Linked DNA regions of Homo sapiens: regions 1 and 2 are each linked to region 3. A link is a contact called in ENCODE Hi-C or POLR2A ChIA-PET data. All regions are on one chromosome and are shown on one strand. The core of a region is the stretch at or near the end of the contact, and the rest is flanking DNA. Distances in the headings are between cores, read along the strand shown. Region 1 overlaps ARHGAP6 (Rho GTPase activating protein 6). Region 2 overlaps ARHGAP6 (Rho GTPase activating protein 6). Region 3 has its middle 35 kb from the start of MSL3.

What was found. A loop is a pair of places that touch in the nucleus more often than their neighbours do. ChIA-PET counts read pairs that join two places held with the same protein, here RNA polymerase II (POLR2A). Pooled maps may share reads with other maps.
Region 1: a map with no recorded cell type shows a loop between it and region 3 (12-fold over the local background). The contact joins two enhancer-like sites. A Hi-C loop is called at or near these places in 8 of 37 single-sample maps with no recorded cell type and 5 of 50 pooled maps.
Region 2: a pooled map shows a loop between it and region 3 (4-fold over the local background). The contact joins two enhancer-like sites. A Hi-C loop is called at or near these places in 1 of 37 single-sample maps with no recorded cell type and 2 of 50 pooled maps. POLR2A ChIA-PET finds 5 or more read pairs at or near these places in 1 of 52 experiments (A673).

The regions. Positions count from the first base shown.
Region 1 is chrX:11,361,385-11,365,987 of GRCh38, forward strand. All of the region lies in intron 1 of ARHGAP6 (Rho GTPase activating protein 6), which reads right to left. Among named protein-coding and RNA genes, the nearest start is that of MIR548AX, 45 kb to the left of the region's middle. RefSeq lists a silencer at 1,776-1,865. Within about 2 kb of position 1,772, at least 3 of the 41 ENCODE cell types and tissues checked have a DNase peak (open chromatin) inside an H3K27ac peak, as active enhancers do.
Region 2 is chrX:11,421,605-11,426,384 of GRCh38, forward strand. All of the region lies in intron 1 of ARHGAP6 (Rho GTPase activating protein 6), which reads right to left. It overlaps LOC124905246 (a long non-coding RNA gene), which reads left to right. Exons shown (of 2, transcript XR_007068392.1): 1 at 1-4,780. Among named protein-coding and RNA genes, the nearest start is that of MIR548AX, 110 kb to the left of the region's middle. Within about 2 kb of position 1,912, at least 4 of the 41 ENCODE cell types and tissues checked have a DNase peak (open chromatin) inside an H3K27ac peak, as active enhancers do.
Region 3 is chrX:11,790,921-11,795,100 of GRCh38, forward strand. No RefSeq gene overlaps it. Among named protein-coding and RNA genes, the nearest start is that of MSL3, 35 kb to the left of the region's middle. Within about 2 kb of position 2,056, at least 5 of the 41 ENCODE cell types and tissues checked have a DNase peak (open chromatin) inside an H3K27ac peak, as active enhancers do.

The DNA of each region.
Region 1 (4,603 bases), core at 522-3,021, 430 kb before region 3:
GAAAAACAAGCAATGGGGAAAGGAGTCCCTATTTAATAAATGGTGCTGGGAAAACTGGCTAGCCATATGTAGAAAGCTGAAACTGCATCCCTTCCTTACACCTTATACAAAAATTAATTCAAGATGGATTAAAGACTTAAATGTTAGACCTAAAACCATAAAAACCCTAGAAGAAAACCTAGGCAATACCATTCAGGACATAGGCATGGGCAAGGACTTCATGTCTAAAACACCAAAAGCAATGGCAACAAAAGCCAAAATTGACAAATGGGATCTAATTAAACTAAAGAGCTTCTGCACAGCAAAAGAAACTACCATCAGAGTGAATAGGCAACCTACAAAATAGGAGAAAATTTTTGCAACCTACTCATCTCACAAAGGGCTAATATCCAGAATCTACAATGAACACAAACAAATTTACAAGAAAAAAACGACCAACCCCATCAAAAAGTGGGCGAAGGATATGAACAGACACTTCTCAAAAGAAGACATTTATGCAGCCAAAAGACACACGACAAAATGCTCATCATCACTGGCCATCAGAGAAATGCAAATCAAAACCACAATGAGATACCATCTCACACCAGTTACAATGGCAATCATTAAAAAGTCAGGAAACAACAGGTGCTGGAGAGGATGTGGAGAAATAGGAACACTTTTACACTGTTGGTGGGACTGCAAACTAGTTCAACCCTTGTGGAAGTCAGTGTGGCGATTCCTCAGGGATCTAGAACTAGAAACACCATTTGACCCAGCCATCCCATTACTGGGTATATACCCAAAGGACTATAAATCATGCTGTTATAAAGACACATGCACACGTATGTTTATTGCAGCACTATTCACAATAGCAAAGTCTTGGAACCAACCCAAATGTCCAACAAGGATAGACTGGATTAAGAAAATGTGGCACATATACACCATGGAATACTATGCAGCCATAAAAAATGATGAGTTCATGTCCTTTGTAGGGACATGGATGAAATTGGAAATCATCATTCTCAGTAAACTATCGCAAGAACAAAAAACCAAACACCGCAAGTTCTCACTCATAGATGGGAACTGAACAACGAAAACACATGGACACAGGAAGGGGAACATCACACTCTGGGGACTGTTGTGGGGTGGCGGAAGGGGGGAGGGTTAGCATTAGGAGATATACCTAATGCTAAATGACGAGTTAATGGGTGCAGCACACCAGCATGGCACATGTATACATATGTAACTAACCTGCACATTGTGCATATGTACCCTAAAACTTAAAGTATAATAATAATAATAATAATAATAAACACTGTAATTCTATATTGTGATTTGCTTCCCATTTGAAAAAAAGTATTTCCTCCCTTGTCTTCTAAGAAGGTACTCCTTGAGGGATTTTATAGAGTTCAGATTTGCTGTCTTTCTCCTGCCTCCTTCGGCACCAGTCAAATCATTTTGTAAAATTCACTGGGATTAACAGGCATTAGTAATTTGTTTATCGGTCACATAGATAAAATTTGCCTTTGAATTTTATATGAATACTGTCCACAAACACAGAATGTTTTTTCTATCTTTTCAGTTGACTAAGAAAAAAACTACACACATGCGCATATAAAAAGCACTGTTTCCTTCTGATACTTCATTTGAAAGCCCCTCAAAAGCAGAAGAAAAAAAATAAAACCATATGAATTAAAGTTAAGGTAGAGGATTTTTCCAACAGCATCATTTCTGCTGGTTACTAAGTTCCACAAATAGCTAATGAGGCCAACCACCTTTGAAATCAAAGTGCTGTGCCCCATCTCCTAATGGAGCCACAGTATGCTAAGGGAAGTGAAACTTCTAGAGTCAGCACCCAGATGGTGTTGACAAAGAAACCCACGTGCATGGTGCAGTGCAGACTATTTTTTAAATTGGCCTCAAACTCTAAAAAGCACACAAACACACATTTGGATCACCTCTGTTCCACCACACAAAACAGTCCCAGTTTGCGTGACTCCCCACTGCCTGGTTCACATGCTGAGTAACTGGATGCTATTTCAATATTTAGCTCAGGCCAACAACATTAGCAAAGCAGATTTTTCTCACCTTATTGCCCATGGCCAAATATATAACTTTGAGGTGGTCTGCGCGGTCTGCTTCTTTCCATATGAGTATAACATTGACCTGTATGCATATGATTCTCAGCAATGTAGAGGTAACTGCTCACATTTGTATCTTAGTAAGAGGGAATTGATGAAGCAATAAATGTTTAACAGCTAGGTGTCATCTCCCAGCTGTGTATGAATTTCTGTTATAATATCAATGACAAATCATTGACTAAGCTTATCTTATAGACAGAAGTCCACTGAACTTGCTTTTAGACAACCTAAGTCGAAATTACTTTTCTGAATGTAAATTAATTCAGCCACTGTAAAAAGCAGATTGGCAATTTCTCAAAGCATTTAAAACAGAACTACCATTCAGCCCAACAATCCCATTATTGGGTATATACTCAAAGGAATATAAATTGTTCTATCATAAAGACACATGCACATGTATGTTTATCACAGCACTATCCATAATATTCCAAAGACATGGAATCAACCTAAATGCACATCAACAGTAGACTGGATAAAGAAAATGTGGTACATATATTCCATGGAATACTATGCAGCCATAAAAAGGAACAAGATCACATTCTTTGCAGCAACACGGATGGAACTAGAGGCCATTATCATAAGTGGAGGAACATAGGAACAGAAAACCATATACTGCATGTTCTCACTTGTAAGTGGGAGTTAAACATTTAGTACACATGGATACAAAGAAGGGAACAACAGACACCAGGGCCTACTTGAGGGTGGAGGGTGGGAGGAGAGTGAGGATCGAAAAACTACCTATTGAGTACTATGTTTACTACATGGTTGATGAAATAATCTCTACACCACAGCCCCACAACATGCAATTTACCTATATAACAAACCTGCACATGTACCTTTGAAACTAAAAATGTTAAAAAAAAAAAAAAAGAAATTACTTTTCCACCAATAATTAGCCATGTGACCTTGGAAAACTTAATTAACTTTATTAGCAGCCTCAGTTAGTTGCCTACCCAACAGTGATTTCCCCTTCCCTCCTTCTTCCAAAGAGAGGTCTAATGTTATTTGGCTATTCAACCTTCCGCCACGTGACCAAGGGTAGATGACCCATCCCGGCTCCAAAGATAGATCCTCATTATGTTTGGTCCCTTGTGGTTACACTATTCCATTTGCCAGGAATGTTTTAAGAAGGGAAATGCATATCAGATTAAGTTTGGTTGCATAACTACAAAAAAGAGCAAGAAATAAAAATAACAGTGGTCTTAAATAAGATGCAAATATAATTCCCTGGGGAATTATATTTTATATACTGGAGAAAAGAAGACAGGTGTTAGGCAACAGGGGGCACCCTGTTCAGGAGTAGATAGATGCATCAGGGATGAGGCTCTCAACTAGCTTACTTTTCTGCCATTTTGCTGTGCTGTCTCAGGTCCGGCACTGCTGCTAGGAGCCCTGGACAACTTCAGCCAACAGGAAGCCCTTACTGCAGGGGACTTAGTCACATGATGACAGTTAGCTATACAGGAGGTAGTGAAAGGAAGGTGGGGGAAATGCAAGGAGAAGGGGAGACAACTAGTAGTCATTGTCACAGCATGTGGCCCAATTCCCGCCTATGAAATATGAAGCTTCCGGGAAAGTCTCCTGCTATGAAAGAGAAACAAAAAGAGATAAACTGTACTTCTCCCTCTGATCAGTGTCACATCTCAATGTGATGTCTGAAACTGATGCAGCCATCTTGGTACCAGCCTGAGAGCAAAGCCAACAATACACAGAGCAGGACAGAGCCTGCAGAGAGAAGGACCCAACATCCTGACATTCTGTATGGTACCCAGATCGTAGGCCATGCTGGACTTCTTGTCATCTTAGATGGAAATTTCATTACTGTTTATTTCCAATGGAGGGGGAGTCTTCTGTTACTTGCAGACAAATGTCTTCAAATTCATTCGACCTATCCAGTAGGCCTTACAAATTTAAAGACAGTCATTTCTCCCTCTTGGTTTGTATTTTCACAAGCTAAAAATTCTAGAGACATAGAAGATCAATCAATTCTTATTTTAATCACTATTATCAAAATATATCTTGATTAATGCCTTAGCAATATTAAGTAACGTATATGCCTATAGTGATGTGTTATTGTCATGTAGACCAAAATAGAAAAGCAGAACAAAAAGATAAAATTCATTAAATACGTCATATTCACGTTCATTAAAAAATAATTGTTCATTTATCTTTTGGCTTATTGTTTTATAAAATGAATGCAGAAAACCATAAAATAATTCAGGTATTGGGGTTCCAATTCCTGGCCTTACCACTTGCATTGTGATCTAAGGAAAGCAATTTCATCTGTGAGAGCCATAGTTTTTTATACATTAAAAAATGGGAGAGGAATACCACTGGTTTTAGTCAGCCTTGGCTGCCAAAACAAAATATCATTTGCTTTTCACAGTTCTGGAGGCTGGACATCTGAGATCATGGTGCCAGCAGAGTTCAGTTCTGATGAGGGATCTCCTCCTGGCTTGCAGACAGCCACCTTCTCACTGTGT
Region 2 (4,780 bases), core at 662-3,161, 370 kb before region 3:
ACTGCTCTGAAAACTTGTACTAGATTACCTCAGAGTCAGCTGAGGTGAAGTATTGTATTGCACTTTCTGAATCTACTTTGCTGCTGAATCCTACATTTTGTAGGGGCTGCTTGAGTAGTAAGTGGTTCACCGTGTAAATTAATCAGTGTTTGCCAAACCCAGCTGATATTGGAACCACCCCCAAAGCTTTTTCAAAGGATTGATTCCAAGTCTGGTCCTTAGAGATTCTCGTTTAGTAAGAATTCAGTGAAACTGGAAAGCTAATTTTTAGTCTCGTCTCTCCCTCTGACCTCAATCATCAACTAATAAAGGGTTAAGTTTGGAAAGTCCTAGCGTAACCTAGGGAAAAATACACAGGCAGCCAGATTCATGTTCTCATAAATATTTATTGTATGCCTACCCTGTGCCAGGACCTGCTCTAAGGCAGTGGAAAGACAGTGGGAAAGGATCATTGGGTCCTTGCCCTGAATAAACTTACACACTAGTCAGAGGAGACAGACAAACAATGAATATATAATATAATACCAAGTGGTGATGTGAACAATGAGGGAAGTGGCTAGTGTGATATGATCCAGGGTAACTGAGTGGGCTCAGAAACACTTCAGAGAAAGCAGTCAGGAAAGGCGACATTTTTCCTGCAATTTGAAGGATGTAAAAAAAAAAAGCCTATCACACAGAGGACATTCCAGGCAGAAGGGACAGCAAGTACAAAGGCTTGGGGCAGAAAAGAACTGGTCGCATTTGAGGAACAGAAAGGGCACAGATGTGGCCAGGCAATGATAAGCTTGTGGAGTGGGGTGTGGTATGAGGCAGAGAAGACCATGTAAGGAGCACTTGGAAGGTCAAGGTCATGGATGAAGCTATTATTCTAAGTGGAATGGAAACCAACCAAAGAGCTTAAGCACTGAAATGTCACTATTTCATTACCTTTTAAAAAGATTGCACTGGCCATAGGGACAGCCAACCACTCACTGAGATGGGAAAGTCTGAGAATGAAACAGGTGACAGGGAAGTGAGGAATCAAGAACCCAATGAAGACTTTGTATGACTGGACAATAATTTCACAACCAAGTTGAGAGTCATGTGTGTGTGGTCCAGGGTTATCACAATGTGGGAACAGGAAAAGTAAATAATAAAAGTTCATCACCAGAAAGGACTAGGCAAAGGGTGGTAATTGTTTTCAAATGATTGGCAGAGATGTCTGCTATGCAACATCCAACAGGAATCTGATTTTTTATCAATTAGTAGTGGTACTTAATGAGTGGTTTGAAGGAGGGGAGATGTAGCTTCCTAAGATGATGGGGCTTCCACACCAAAGAGGCCTCATCCAGGAAAATTTCTGCATGCAGCAGAAAAGTAAGCATGCCAGGTTGGGGGTGGGAGTAGAAAAGGTATCTACAATTAGTAGAGGTGTCAATTAAGAGGATTCAATAATCTCTCACATATTTGTAAGTTGAAAAAATTTTGCTTTTATGAGGAGACAAATGACAACCAGAGTAATATAAAAATGGTTTTATAAAAGTAAGTTCTGGGCCATGCCACAGGTCAGTATAAGTTCTGCTGAGTTTCCTAAGATGTCTACACTGTTAGCACCGATGGATGATAACTGATTCATATCAGCATAGGCCTGCAACGGCGCCCAGTTCTGGGCATCTTCAGAATTACCAGAGAGTATCCTGTATTCAATACCACTCAATTATTAAGCAAACTTAATGACTTCAAAGTCTTTGAAAATTGAATGTTCATAGAGAACAAACGTGGAAACTTTCATAGTTTCCATTCTATGTGAAAACAGGTTCTCTGTCAGGGTAAGCAGCTTGGCACTTCTGGTGAGTTCCTTAGGAAGGGGTTAACTGGAGCAAGGGCAGAGTCAGCATCTGATTACAAGGCTGTGGTCAAAAGCACAGATGGTGCAGTGACCACACCAAACAGGAAGTGACATCAGCAGCAGAGGAGCTCAGACTAGACCAGTACAAGGAAGGAGAATGAGCAGCTTAGGACCTCAAAAACTAGGTCTCAACTACTAGATTCATGAAGTCATTCAACACATTTCTACTGAGCACCTACTGTGCTTCCAGCACTCTGCTAGGTGTCCAGGTGACAGCAGGGACAAGACACACATAGTACTACTCCCAGCAAGTTTTCAACCTGCCAGCGAGAGAGAAATGAATGATGTCAGTCCAGGGATTCCTGATGGTGACTGTATAATGGACACTGATTTGCTTTTCTCTGCCCCACTTGAGGGTAAAGACAGGTTGGGGCACCAGGAGAGAAGAGCTTGAGCCTCCTAAGGTCCCCAGTAAGTCACAAGGCCAAGCTTTTAATCCAGATTTTTTTTAGTGTCTTTCAGAAAGACATAAAGATATTGCATTGAACTTAATGGATACTTAAATTTTTAGTTTTTGTCTACACTAGTCAAATTTAAAAGCTATTTGGCCATGCAATTTGACAATACAGATAGTCACATTAAGTCACTGAAGGTCCAACATTTGGTTGTTGGTTTATTACTGTGGCAAAGTGGATCGCAGAGGGATGATTAGGTTCGACTATCCTCATTGTCTAAATGACTCAGAAGAGCACTGCAGGATCAGGGCACCTGGATAAAGCTCTCAGTTCTGTCAGCAGCGACACATGTGCTGCCTTGAATTCTACTGTTCTGAGCTTAGATTTCTTCAATCAGGAAACAGAAAACCTGCATAAGGCAGCAATTGGATTTCAGACTGAAATTGACCTAGACTGTGTTCAAATATTTTGCAATCTGTATAAGACAGTAACAAGGAGGGAAATATCATTATGACTATTTGCTTATTATATAAACTTCAAGAGCTTCTCTAGAAATGCTGCCAGAAAATCATTGATTCATTCATGTCATCCTCATCCTTCATACTCTATCACCTCTTTATCCCATCCAAACTAAGTCTGACAGGTTCTATGTTCTAAGCATCTCTCCAATATGCCAACTGCTCTCAACCTCCTACCCAGCTGCCACCCTAGCATCAGTCATCTTCTCGAATCTCTCCCAGGCCCAAATACCAGGATGCACTCTAGCTCCTCCTCATCCTCACTCCATACTGGGATCATTTCAAAATGTAAATCTGATTCAGTCACCAAAAGGCATCAAGGACAACACCCAGCTGGAAGGACGGAGTCACCATAATCTGAACGTGGGAAAACTGTAGGAGGAAATTTTTTGAGGAGAACATTAGCTGCTAACACACATTATTTTCTGTGTGTGATGATAAAGCAAGAAGACAGTTGTATTATACTTTGAAAATGTCTGTTTATGTAAATGGAGGATGTTCTTGTCTAGTTAATTGCATTTTGCTCTCTGTGACCATTATGACCATTTAAAAAGATGAGTGAGATGTCCATAGCAACTCCTAACATTTTCACTATCTAACTGTCTCTTTGGAAAATTGACCAAATACCTGGAACACAACAGGCATTCAACAAATGTTTATTGAATGAATCAAATGTGAGCCACTGACCTCTTATATGCAGTCTCACCTTGGACAAACGAAAAAGCACTGAAGGAAGAGCATTACATACTTATCCCCGAATTATATTTCAGAGGAGGCAGGAGGTATTAAGGACACATGGAGGGTCATTCATGTCAAGGAAGACAGACCCAAAAAAAACCCAAGATCACAGGAAAATGCACAGTGGGACAAAACCCTGTTGAGCAAAGTAAGTGGAATATTTGTGCTAAACGGCAAAACAAGCTCTGGAATTATCAAAACCCAAATGAGGGAAGTAAACAAAAGTGCAGCGTTAGAATAGATATTATACCACCAAGGGTTATACTAATATGAAAAACAATGGGTCGCACTTAATAAAGAACATTCTCTGGACACGTGACTGATTCAGAGCTGCTGCTTTCTCATCCTAAAGTATGCATAGGAAACTTCAGAGAGCCCGGGTGACTTATTCCAACCTGGAATCCCAACAAATTCCCTCTGGAATCTTCCTTTTTATAGTCTTAAACCAGAATATACATACATGATAATCTGTACTAGAATAAAGGGCTATTTCATCAGCAGTCTTCAGAGCCCCAAGAGGGGACATTAGCATCGGCTTGACTCTTCAGTTTATGATTTTAGAAGAATCAGACAGCCTAATTAAATGACAATTTTAAAATATTTTTGTAATATATTTACATAATTGAGGCAATAACCATTCATTGAATGAATAGATTTTTTTAAAATTAAGGAGCCCGTTCTCACCTTTCCTCCCCCACCCGCACTCTTGCAAATGGCAAAGACCTCAGATCATGAATCAAAGGGTACCAGCACACAGTTCAAAAAGGTGGTGGGGTGGAGATGTTGAATGGGCACAATGAGCACAGACTCTACTTCCTTCAGTGTAAAGCAACCTCTGTTGAAAAGTGGTTACCCTTTAAACTACTTTAAAAGGCAAATCACTGAGCCACCGGTGTCTCCAAGACAGATGAACGAGCATTAGTAACTTACAAGTATCTCATTTGGTGTTTCAAGACAAGTAACTATAGAAAAACCAGAGAAAGAGCTGTTACAGGTTCCTGGAACGTTTGCCTGGGAAGGTATCTTAACAATTTCCTAATTCAGGTCTTCATTTTTCCAGTGGAGGAAAGCGAAGTGTACGAGGTGTGCAATTTGCCCAATGGCCCTGCAATTAATCCAGGAGCCCCGAGGTGACACCAGGAACCAACTGGAGCAGCTCCGGGATGCCTGAGTCCACCACCCCTGTCCACCTCTACTCCTTTCTTCAAAAAAACAATTTTTTTTTTTTTTATGTTGGGGAC
Region 3 (4,180 bases), core at 806-3,305:
CCAGATAACTTTGCTTTTTCTTTGAGTCTCCATGTCTTACATGCAGTTTATGAGAGACATTTTTCATCCAATCTGCTCACACTGCCATCTGAACAGAATGATGTTTCTTGCTTTTAAGATATAAAAGAAGACGATAGAGTTGTCTTGTTTTAGAACTATTTTAAAATATCCTAAAGAAAGTTTGAAATACTAAATGGAACATCAAAACTTTGAGTTCATTTATTGCTGCATAATGACAGTTTGGTGGTTTAAAATGATGATTTATTCTCCCCACCCTGTTGGTTGCCTAGGCTGAGCTAGGCAGTTCTTCTCCTCCACACTGTTGGTTGTGGCCACTCCTGGGGTTGCATTCAGCTGGGAGCTTATCTGCAGCCAGGATCTCCAAGATGGCTTCACTCAAAGACTGGTACCACAGCTGGTGTATCTGGGACTGGCTGAGCCTCTCTTTCCAGCAGAGGAGACAAACTCTCCACATGGTGATTCAGGGCTCCAAGAGGGAAAGCAGAAGCTGACAGGCCTCTTCTACCATATTGTGCTGCCAAAGCAAGTCACAAGACCACCTTATATTCAAGGGAAGGGAAAATAAACTCCAGGTCTTGATGGCAAAGGCAGACTACTTGGCAGCCATATTTGCAGGGAATATACCAAAACTTAATATAAATTCCTTTAATTTTCTCCAGGAAAATCAGATATTGAAATTTTACATATGTTATTTATTGTGCCATAGTGATAGTGAGGGTAAATAATGAAATGTCTAGTGTATTAGTCAGCAGATATTTTCTGTCAAGGGCCAGGTAGTAAATATTTTAGGCTTTGTGGGCCATAAAGTCTCTGTTGCAACCACTCAACCTCTGCCATTGTAGTGTAATAGCAGCCAGAGGTAATACATAAATGAATGGGCGTGGCTATGTTCTAATATAACTTTATTTACAAAAACAAACAAAAAAACAACAGAAAAACAGGTGGCAGGCAGGATTTGTCCTGTGGATTTTATTTTTCTGACCTCTGGTCTAAATAAATAGTGTTTTTCCTGCATTCTAAATAGATTTAAAATGAATTATGAGGCCAGGAGCAGTGGCTGATACCTGTAATCCCAACACTTTGGGAGGCCAAGGTAGGTGGATCGCCTGGGCAACATGGAGAGACCCTGTCTCTACAAAAAAAAATCCAAAAATTAGCCAGTTATGGTGATGCACGCCTGTGGTCCCAGCTGCTTGGAAGGCTGAGGTGGGAGGATTGCTTGAGCCTGGGAGGCAGAGGTTGCAGTGAGCTGAGATTGTGCCACTGTACTCCAGCCTGGGTGACAGAGTGAGACCCTGTCTCAAAAAATAAAAATAAAAAATAAAGTAAAATGAATTATGTAGGAATGAAATCTCTGATTCTAATAATACCCACATAAAGTATCTGAAACTAACTGAAGTTAATACAAAAATGATCACATAGTGAGCTTGTATTTGTTATTTTCGTATCATCTGCATCATCCCCTACTAATAGCATCAAGCACCATGTATTGAATCTGTTTATTACTTGAGGGTACACATGGAGGCACAACATTTTTCCTTACTTAATTACCATTGCTTTTTAGATTCCATAAAATCATTTAATGTCCTGGGAAAAAGGATATTTGATAACGTGAAATGCTATTTGGTAAGCAAAAGACAAACAGTGGGATAGTTGCTATTTGCAGAACACATTTACTAGCTTTATGTTCCCATGACACCAAATATTTGAGTTCTTGGGTTCTGAATAATGAATCAAAAGGAAAGTTATGACTTCAAAACCCTCTTGACCACTTTTTAGTAGTTAGTACTTTTTTTAACTTCTGCACTTTTCAGCAAACTCTTAACATCTCTTATTTCATTGGTGATACTTTGGTGCTTTATGAGGTCACATTTTATTTTTTCCTTGCAAATGAGACACCAGCATAGAAATACTTCTCATCTTGCTGCCCTCTGGGCTTTGTTTTTCTCTAATGTTGAATGACAGATACTAACAGTCTGTAAGAGCTAGTGTGAAAATGCTGCCTTTTGTGGTTGTGTCGTCATATTTTCCAGCCTGCCACCCGGGCCAGGCTGTCACCACGCACCTGCAGAGTGAAGGAGTTTCAGGCACGGTTCCAGGCCTCTGCTTCCTGAGATGGTGCAGCAGAGGTTTGGAGGGAGGTGCGTGGCCCAGTGTGCTCCCCGGGGGAAATTGTGAGAAAAACCCACGTCTCTCTGGAGAGTTGCTTTTACAAAGTACCTATTTGGTAAGTGTGAAGGGACTTGATTAACTTCTCTTGTGTATCCTTGTCCATATAGCTCATGTGTTAAAATAGCTCTGGGCATTCAGTGTTCATTGCTTCACACAGACAACATGTGAACTGCTTTAGACTGAAAATTTATACATCACTAGAATAGCAGTTGTTGCCTGAGCTCCTCCTACTCCTGCCATAGAAGTTATCTCAGCTCCTCTGCCTGACATGAGTCTGTTGAGGCTCAGAAAGCAATACCCCAAGACTCATGCTTTGACATGCAGAGAGGCGTCAGAATCAAGGTCCCTCTTACCTTGTCTTGTCTCCCCCTGCCTCCCTCTTGTCCCCCAAGCTCTGGGAGGGACTGTCTCTGGAATTTCCTTATCTCACTAAGAAAGCATCTTTCCAAAAGAAATGTAATTGTCTTAAACCGCCTCCCTAGGGATCTCATCAAATATCTAGGAAAGATCAACCATCTATGAAGATAAAAAACTGGGAGTTAGCACCAGACCCAGACAGACTTTTCATCTATTCTTCTGAGGGCAGCTCAGAAAGATGACCTGGAAGACTCCATCTGCATAATAAGACAACCTTTCTTCCTGTGCACCTCCACCTCTCACCTTTCTTAGTGTCTGTTTCTCACCTCCACCGTCCATTTATTCTCCCTAATGGTTTACTGCCCCCGAAAATAATTGTCTAAATTCCCCGATGATATGTAATCATGTTTCTTGATCCCAAATGTCTCAAAATGGTGTCACTTATGACAAATGGCTCAGCCTACAGTGAAATTGCTGACCCCTCAGAGTGATAAGCATATGTATAGAAGATGTCACCTGCTGTGGCCAGGCACTGCTGAGACCTGACAAGCGAGTGAAGCCAAAAGGTGGCTGAGATCATGGCCATGGAGGGCCATAAAAACCACAAAGAAACTGACCACGGTCAAGATGCCAGCAGAAGCTCTGCACGTGGCAACTCTGAGGCCTCTGTTCCATCGGCAGGGGCTGTAGGAAGGTCTGCTGGGAGAAGAGCAGTGACAGTGACACCCGCTCCAACCCCGACCTAGGAAAAAATAACAGGACCTGCTGGATTGTCAGTCAGCATGCTGGCCTCCTAAGATAATCAAGCTGTGACCCTCCTCTCTCTCTTACTAGTGCCCTTGTGTGTTGAATATATTTGCATGATTGTAGGCATGTGAAAGCCTCACAATAAACCATGGATTCATCAGCATTTAATTGGCCACCTACTCAGTGTGAAGCCTCCTGGCCTCAGTTAGCACAACGAGGCTGATTTGAACCTGATAGGAGAGCCATCTCTCCGTCCCCTATGAAAAAGAGCATATGGGCTTCTGCGCTGCTGTCGGTCAGAGGGTAATCATTCTCCTGTGGTTCCCCCATGCTATGCGCGTTACAGTAAACTATTGCATGCCTTTTCCTTTATTAATTTGCCTTTTGTCAGCTGATTTTCAGTGAACCTTTAGAGGGCGAAGGGGAAGTTTTCTCTGTACCCCTATAAGTCTCTCCAGGAAATGGCTCAAAAATAAAATAAAAAGGAATAGAATCTATTCCTAACCCTTCTAAATGGATGTTTCCTTTGTATTAACCTTTCATTTTGTGATGTGTTCCTCCACTCCTGAGCACTCAGCCTGAGCACTGGCTCCTCCCCTCTGACTTGATAGGACCAGGCTTCTAGAACCCAGCCTGGAGCCTACATATCTGAGAGGGGCAATTTTTCTTTTATGCTTCTCTTAAGGAAAATCAATCCAAAGCGATGCACACAGACCTTATTCTGTTTCATCGACCAGCTAGCTGATTGGCACTGTTTTGTACATATGAAGTTACCAGGCACTGGGTTTGTTTCTCTAAGTTTCCTTTCAGAATTGTCTCCTTTGGTTCTTGTCCTAGTTCCTTTTCCACCATCTGTTGAAATATCTTCTTTACAGATACCGAA